Linked DNA regions of Homo sapiens: region 2 is linked to region 1. Evidence: chromatin contacts called from ENCODE Hi-C or POLR2A ChIA-PET data. All regions are on one chromosome and are shown on one strand. Each heading gives the region's core, a stretch centred on a gene start or an enhancer-like site at or near the end of the contact. The rest is flanking DNA. Distances are from core to core; before and after follow the strand shown. Region 1 holds the start of SMIM2 (small integral membrane protein 2). Region 2 has its middle 23 kb from the start of MIR8079.

Evidence for each region. A loop is a pair of places that touch in the nucleus more often than their neighbours do. ChIA-PET counts read pairs that join two places held with the same protein, here RNA polymerase II (POLR2A). Pooled maps may share reads with other maps.
Region 2: a map of prostate gland shows a loop between it and region 1 (4-fold over the local background). The contact joins the enhancer-like site here to the promoter of SMIM2 in region 1. A Hi-C loop is called at or near these places in 10 of 168 maps with a recorded cell type or tissue (Caco-2, PC-3, ascending aorta and 7 more), 1 of 37 single-sample maps with no recorded cell type and 8 of 50 pooled maps. POLR2A ChIA-PET finds 5 or more read pairs at or near these places in 3 of 52 experiments (Caco-2, MCF 10A and activated T-cell).

Annotation. Positions count from the first base shown.
Region 1 is chr13:44,158,878-44,163,137 of GRCh38, reverse strand. SMIM2 (small integral membrane protein 2) reads left to right here and starts at 1,881. Exons shown (of 3, transcript NR_197392.1): 1 at 1,881-1,993; 2 at 2,207-2,535. RefSeq lists an enhancer at 2,750-3,949.
Region 2 is chr13:44,217,015-44,221,274 of GRCh38, reverse strand. No RefSeq gene overlaps it. Among named protein-coding and RNA genes, the nearest start is that of MIR8079, 23 kb to the right of the region's middle. Within about 2 kb of position 2,285, at least 22 of the 41 ENCODE cell types and tissues checked have a DNase peak (open chromatin) inside an H3K27ac peak, as active enhancers do; they include ascending aorta, dorsolateral prefrontal cortex, prostate gland and 3 more, where a contact is called at or near this core.

The DNA.
Region 1 (4,260 bases), core at 632-3,131:
CACAATTTTGAAATGCTAGGTCTTTGGTATTTGAAGCCAAGGAAATGGCTAGGGGTCTCTGAAAAAAAAATAGTATTATGAATAAGATGGAACCAGACAGCACCCTAAAAGTTTGTGACAAAGGAAGTCTCAATCCTCACATCAGAAGCAAACTTCTCACTGTATACCTTTACATTTTATAAAACATGGTCACATGGAACAATAGCTTGCAGACTGGGAAGCACTTGAACATAATAGTGTTTCATTTGATCCTCGTACACTCTTGGGAGATAGAAAGCATTATTTTTACTCTCTCTATTTTATGAACAAAGAAAATCAGTTTCCAAGTAGTTAAGGTCACAGAGCTGAGTATTGGGCTCTGTTCTTATGGATTTCTGTACCCTCCATAGAGAATGGGGTCAGTGGGGTCTTATCCTTGAGCAGCCGTGTCAGAAGTGGGAGCCCTGGGCATAGAGCCTTAGGGACTTATGGAACATACTGTGTCCTCACTAGGCTGGAGCAGGGACTATGGTTGTGGATGCCATAATTGGTCTGCTTTGGAAAGGGCTTCCTTTATCTCCACCAAAGAGATATCACCAAAGATCTGGGGGCAGCTTGGCCAGTCTATGTGCTGACTCTCTGCTGGAGCTGTCTCCTAATCAGGTCACTGCTAGAGTTCCTCTTCCTAAATGTCCCAGTGCCATGACTTTGGTGCTCTAGCTTGTGGGATTGAATCAATCTAAGAGTCCAGAGTCTATGAGGACTCCTTCTTCTCTATTGTATGCTGCTGTCTGAAGCTAAATGCTATTGTACAAGTTTTGTTGCTGTTTAGATTTTTTTTTGTTCCCAGATTATTGTTCCAAAAATAGACCTACGATATATTCTTATACATTTGAATTTAATTAAGAACCTTTTTCTCAATGACATAAATATGGTTTTACTATTTCCAGCCAGGCCAGACAAAGATGCCTGAAGACAGATTTCTAAATGATGCTATGTGCCAATTTCTCTGATCTTTTTAATATTGTAACTAAGGGGCCTTGCTCTGAGATGGTGGTTTACGATTTTGACATGCTGTCCTGTACCACTCTCTGATCACAAGGGAATACGTAGAAACTCACCAAAGCAACTGCTGTCAGTCATCAAAGTGGAGCCACATTGTCCCTTCTAACCTCATAAGGATCCTTATGGGATTCAGGATGATCACATTTTCAGTGCTCTAAGGACTGTCTCCGTATGACCCCAGCCATACCATGCCCATTACTGATGTATTTGACCTGTTGAGCCTCCAACAGCATTGCAGACTCCACTTTTTGTGTTCCAACAGGACTAAGGCCAGAAGCGAATGTCCTATTTTTTCCTGCCATTTCTCTGCTGAGCAACAGTTCACCCTTGAAGCTGCTGCTGCCTAAAGAACAGGAGAAGATTCAGGAATGCTAACAATAGTTACCTACATATCGCATGCCCTCTGCCCTTGCCCATTGTAAGAGCCTCACCACTTGGATCAGTAAGAGTCCACACTTGCTCAGTACATCTTGGTGCTCACTTCAGCTGTGGGCTCTGATTTAAACATCCAGCTCAGGGGATGCCTCTTTGGTGCATGTCATAATCAGGAGAAGAATGCTGGCTTTGGATTCTGGAACTGACTCCATTTGTAGTGAAGAGTTTGGAGAGCATCAATAATGGGATGGCAACATTCATTCATTCATTTATACCTCTAACCAGTCTTTCCTCACATACTGGTTGAGTACTCAATACGTGCCCTGTGCTTAGCTGAGTACTGTTCAATGGTGAACAAAGAAGACATGGTCTTAACTAGAAGTTCCTATTTCAACAGAGTAGCCCAAGGAACTTCAACCACTTTTGCTACAGGTGTATTAGTTACTGCCAAGAGTCTGTAAGTGTTCATGGGCCTCATTAAGCTCTGCCTTCCTTCTGCTTTTTGGAGCCTGGCCTTTGGTTGGCCTTGAATGAAGAGTGGGGCCCCAAAAGTACCACTGTCAGCACTCTCCAGGTGAGTATTATCCTGGGAGAGGCCAGGGCATGAGGAGGGCCAGGGCGTGGGGCCCTCTGAAGGCTGTGTCATCCCAGGCTTCAGCCACAGAGGTTTTATTACGGAGGAAAGCTGAGCTGTGAGCACGTTGCTAGGCTGTGGCTATTTATTTTTATAAACGAGCCTTGTGCTTAATTTAGAAACCTGCTTTTTCTTTTTCTTTCTTCTTTCCAGCATCATCTGGCTGTCTGGCACCATCAAAGAATTGCATTTCTGACCCAAGAAGAGCTTATGGGTGGATGGGGGTGGGATGGAAGCTGGGGAGAGGATTGATGCCAGCCAGCTGCCTCACAGGGTGCTGGAAACACGTGGCCATGCCATTAGCATCCTGTTCGGCTTCTGGACGAGTTTCATCTGTGACACCTACATAGTCCTCGCTTGGATCAGCAAGATAAAAGGCAGCCCTGATGTTAGTGCCTCCTCTGATGAGCCATACGCCAGAATCCAGCAGAGCAGAAGGCAATGCCACGCAGAAGAGGACCAAAGTCAGGTGCCAGAAGCAGGTGACATCTCCACTCTCAGTTCTTTGGAGGCAGCTATTTTAATAGAACCACTTTACTGCAGCTATTTTGACATGAGGATATTTTGGTATGGCTCAAAGATTCAGCCGATAAATGTTCAGCTTTTTAAAAAATAAATGATGAGTAAAATAGGCATCTTGCAGGCCATCTGTGAGCTTCACCTCAACCTTGATCTTCACCTCCCCCCCTCCATTGTCAATCTTACCTCCAGGCATCAAGGGTGTATGGATTGGTAACAGATGAAGGAAAGGACTGGTAGAGGTTCAAAATGAAAGAAATAGCAGGTCAGGACTCCAGGAGGGTTGAGGGTCTTTTAAAGTAAAACAAAACAAACAAACAAACAAAAAAACAGGGTCAACCAAATTCAGAAGTCAGGTAGAAGTCAGAGAAGGAATGAAAGATGGGAAACTGGTTATAAACCAAATACAGCGAGTCTGAATTTTGGCTTGTTTTGAGGCTGCTGTATCAAAACAGTTGTGTTGGAAGAGCTGCATGAAATTGTTGGGCAAGAAATAGTCCACTCATGATTCAGATAAGCTCATTTTGCCTCTTCCATGGTCGATTTCTGACTCATAAATGTCTATACATTTCACTTTACGGCTTATGTGAGCCTCAGTTTCCCCACATAAAATGCAGATGATGATGTTGGCCCTTCCTCTTTCCCCACCTTTTGCTCTCCTTCCAAGTGGCATGATGAGGAATGAGCCAGCATCTTGTAAACTGCTCCAGGCCACCTGGAGAAATGTGCTTGCGTAAATAGTCGGCATTAGTATACGTGAGTCTTCCATGAGTAAAGAATTTCAGAGTTGGCAGCCGTCTCTGCCTGGTGATTCATGTGGGCACGATGATGCCCTTAGCTACAATGTATGGTGTGGGTGATGAATTTGTTCTTGTCACAGCAGAGGACTGAGTATTCTTTACCCAAATGCTATAGATTGAGTTTGCACATGGGAACTAGATTAGCTCTGAAGAGAGTTGAAAGGAACCTGACATTTCTGCCTACAATCTAGAGTTTCATTGTACAAACAACCGCAGCAGCACATTTGTGCCCAACCATTGGCTCCCTTTGCCAGCAAAGAAAATCTTCTAAATTCTTCTGCCATTTGTCAAACCTGCCAAAGTCCCTGGAGGCAGTTCTGGTATAATTGAAGGTGGAGAAAGATAATATTCTCTCTACCAGGTTTCACTACTTCCTGTGTTGGTTGTTCACAAGGGGAGAGCTTCTGCATCACAGGATGAAGCTTCGGTGATTTAGATGTGGAATATCCTTCCAGGATTAGGGCAAGGAGGCCCCAGCTTCCAGAACCCTGTCCTGCAGCCTCCGCGTGGCTGGGCAGCGGCCTTCCTTTGAGCCTTCAGGGTGGAAACGAAGGACACGTGCGTCTCTGCAGCACTTCCGGCTTTCGCTCAATCCTATTTTCAGAGCCAAAGCGCCATCTCCTCTGGTACAGTTAATCTTTGTTCCTGCCACTGACCCTTCTATCTTTATTACTTTTCACCACGTCCTGGCCTTCAGATTTCTTATGGATTTGTCTCTCAGGCGTTGTGTTTTGATTCCCTCCTCACATTTACTTCCAAGTGCCAAGAACAACTTTGTTCCGGCAGAAGGATATTATTTGGCTTAAAAAGAAGAATGAGCAGTGGCTTCTCTCCATCAGCATTCTTTAGGTTTACGTGGGAATTCATTCTGGGAACCATTTAGAGTCT
Region 2 (4,260 bases), core at 1,036-3,535, 58 kb before region 1:
ATTTAGCATCTGTTCTCTTATCTTTCCCAATGGGGCAGCAATGCCACCCCTCGGGAGTATTGGGAGGATTCATTCATGCATGCATGCATGCATTCAGCTTTCAACAGCCAACATTTCTTCAAAAGCACTCCATGTGTCAGGCACTCCACTGGCTCTGGGGATTCACAGAGGACTCACGGTCCAGTTGGTGAGGAAGACATACAAACAAACCGGTTTAGTATTTCTCAATCTTTTTTTCATTATTGGCCTCTAAGGAGCCTTGGTAGACATTTTTTCATAATCTTCCCTTCTCTATCCTGTGAAATTTTAATATCACAGATATACTGTATTTGTGTACTATATGCATATCTGTGATTTATAATAAAAAGAACAAAATTTTTCCAGCCTCCCTTGACCAAGAACCACTTCTGGCTCCCTTGAGGATATCAACTCCTTTGAGAATGAAAGAAATGAATGATTAAGGAGGGGTGTAGTGAGTGCAATTGGTTGAAGGACAAGCTGCCAAGTTTGCCTCACCGTGGGTATGGGAGACTCACTGCAATGGGTGAAGTCAGGAAAGGTCTCAGGGAGAAAAGTAGGATGCCAGCGATCCCAAAGGAGGAACCTGAACTCTCCGGTGGCCACAAGCAGGGGAAGTTCTCTTGGAAAGGCACAGGGGTGCACCTACTCAGGGTAGGCATAAGAAGAGAGGCCGAGGGACAGGAGGAGGGCAGCGGCAGCAACAGAGGGCCTCGAATGCTGAGCCCAGGAGAGCAGATGTGACCCAAAGGAAACCGGCAATGCATAAAGTCTTAAGAAGGGGAATGACTTGCTCATATTTATACATTTCCAAGTTTATTCAGGCTATGTGTGGATGAGTCAGGGAAATCCAGTCAGAGATAAAGGCAGAAATCATGACTTCAATGAGAGCGGTTGCCTGTGAGGATGACAGGAGAGAGATTTTGGAATAGGATCAAGTGAAACAGTTTATATACAAGCACTTGGCATGCAGTAGGTCATTGATAATAGTGCCTATGACTAATGTTTGGGCATTTGGTACCATTTAGCAGGTTGGCATTGCAGAAGCTTCCTACAGGCCACAGAACCTGATTGCTTCAATGTCTCAGGGGTCCAAGGTTTGATATTTGTTAAATCGATGTTTTTCTTTGAGATGAAACTAGGCAAGGTAAACCTGGCCAACGGGCTCCTGGGGGAACTGCACAGGCTGCTGCAGTCTGGCTGGGCCCCGACCACTCAGTTACCAACTCCATGAATTAGATATAAATGTAACAACAGCACAGGCCAGGCCACGGGCATTCTCAGAGCTGTGCAGGGTTTTATTCATTCGCTTCAGACGTTCCCTTGCCTCAGCTCCAGCCAAATCACAACCCACTGACTACACTAGCTGCTACATTTGCCATCTTTTCTGCCTGGCTTTGATCTCTTCTGGGAATCACCCGACCGGTCACCAACACCCTTGAGAGATGACCACACTGTCCTGTTTGTGGCTCTTGTTCACAGTAAATGAGATTGCTATGGATTATCCAACGTAGACTTATTCATTTCCTGGTAGCAGTTTTTAGGGCTTTTGAAAAAACTAAAAGAAGTCAGCAGTGATGTAACATGCAGAGAACAGTGAGGACTGTTAACATGTGATGGTTTTTCTGTGAAGTGGAGGGGTGGTGGTTGGGGGCCTTTTGGTAATGGAAGGACCGTTTGCCCTTTCTAGAAGCTGAGAAGGAATTCAGGGAGGCAGAATAGGGAGGGCGGTATGCTAGTGGTGCCAACTCTCCTGTCCAGGTCGGGAGCTGCCCAGTAAGGCCTTAGGGTTCGCAGGGAGGTGTCTGCCTGTCCTCTCTGGGACCCTGAGATGTATGCTAGAGCTGGTGGTCTTTATCCTTATGCAGAGCACACTTGCTGTGTTTGATAAATGGCTTTGAAGTGAGGATGATGCCTCTTTTGTCTATTCCCAATCAAATGCATCCTCTGGTGGCCACCTCCTTGGCTCTCATCTTTACGGTCCCTTTCAAGGCTTCCAAAGCCCACTGCAATGGCAGCAGAAGTCAAGAACTGCCAAAGCCTCCCTCTCAACTGCCCCCTTCAAACCTCCCTTCTCTTTCTTTCCTCGGCTTCTCTTGGCTTCCCACGCTGGCTGTCCACGTTGCCTAACCCCGGTTGGACCGGCAGCTGTGTCCCAGGCTGTTTACCTTGGCTCTGACACTGAGTGCCTTTAGAGTGCTGCTTTCTGAAACTGTCCTTCATGGGTTTGTAAGGAAACTTGGGCAAAGGGCCCTGGCCCTCTGCTTGCCCGGGGTGTGGCAGTTGGATTCAGGCAGGCCCACGGGGCCCTCCAATTTCCACTTATCTGTTAGGAGAAGAAGGAAACAACAGTGCTGAGAAGGAGCTGGAGCAGGAGAGAGTTAAGGAGCTTGCTAGTGAGCTCCCAGGTGCTCCATGAGGCCAGAGTAACAGACATGGCTCAAGTTCCATTCCAGGCAGGGCTTACTTAATGAGTGAAAGGACATATCCAAAGGGTGCTGCTGATTCGTGCATTTTGGTATCTATCTGGAGGCCTTCCTTCGGTACTGTGCTACAGGTTCTGACATAGCCAATGTTTACCAATTAACTGGATTAACAGCTTTGGGAATACGTTAAATAAATACTGACACAATGCAAAGCTGGGAGTGGAGATAAGTACACTCATAAACTCAGGATTTAGAGCAACTTCAAGAGGCTGAACAATGAACATAACATTCAGGGAAGAATGAGAAATGTTAATGAGAAGGGTGAATGGTTTTTCTCTTAGCTACAAAGTGCAAGAGAGAGGAGATGTGGGATGTTCTCATGAATTAGAAGAGCCTTTACGATTTTAGTTGACAATAAGGTAAAGGGCCTAATGCACTTGATCTGGCATCTCAAATTTCACATACCCAAAACTGAACATGTCAAATTCTTACCTTCCCTGTCAGTCCCAGTTTCTGTTGATTACAGCAGTTAGCCTCCCAGGATTATTTATTATATGATTGCATTCTGTGATCAACTATTTAATAAGCATATATACGGTATATAATCCTATAGAATATTTTAACGATCATTTGATCATTCATTCATTCATTTTTTTTTTTTGAGATGGAGTCTCACTCTGTCACACAGACTGGAGCGCAGTGGCACAATCTCAGCTCACTGCAACCTCTGACTCCTGGGTTCAAGTGATTCTCTTGCCTCCACCTCCCGAGTAGCTGGGACTACAGGCATGTGCCACCACACCTGGCTAATTTCTGTATTTTTAGTTGAGATGGGGTTTTGCCATGTTGCCAAGGCTGGTCTCGAACTCCTCAGCTCAGGGAATCTGCCCGCCTTCGCCTCCCAAAGTGCTGGGATTACAGGCGTGAGCCACCACATCTGGCCTCATTCATTATTGCAATAAATATTTATTGAGCACTGAGTAAGTATCACACATTGTAGTAACTGAGACATCGTCTCTACTCTCCTAGAGCTTGTTCTACCAGGGGAAATGGACATTAAACTTGTAATACACACAAACTTATTCAAAATTATAATCCTCATTGACTTTATGAAAGAAGAAGGTTCTAGACAGCATAGAGTGGGCAGATGAGGCCTAATTTTGGAAGGAGGATGAAGGGAATTTTCCTTGAGGAAGTGAATTTTGAGTTCATGGAAAGTTATATAGCTATGTTGTCCAATATGGTAGCCACTAGCCCCATGTTGGCATTTCAGTTTAAATAAATTAAATGTAAATAAAATTAAAAGTTCCATTTCTCAGTTGCGCTAGCCATATTCGAGTGCTCACTAGCCACCTGCAGCAAGTGGCTACCGTATTACATAACACAGATAATGAATGTTTCCGTCATTGCAGAAAATTCTATTGGATGGTGTTGTTACGTAGGATTTAACTAGATGAAAAGGCCAGGCACGGTGGCTCACGCCTGTAATACCAGCACTTTGGGAGGCTGAGGCGGGTAGATCACTTGAGGTCAGGAGTTCAAGACCAGCCTGGCCAACATGGAGAAACCATGTCTGTATCTACTAAAAATACAAAAATTAGCTGGGCATGGGGCCAGGTGCCTGTAATCCCAGCTACTGGGGAGGCTGAAGTGGGAGAATCACTTGAACCTGGTAGGCAGAGGTTGCAGTGCTCCAAGATCATGCCACTGCACTCCAGCCTGGGCGATAGAGGGAGACTTTGTCTTAAAAGCAAAAAACAAATAAACAAAAAACTAGCTGAAAAGGAGCACAGGGGAAGAGGAAGGAAACACCTTA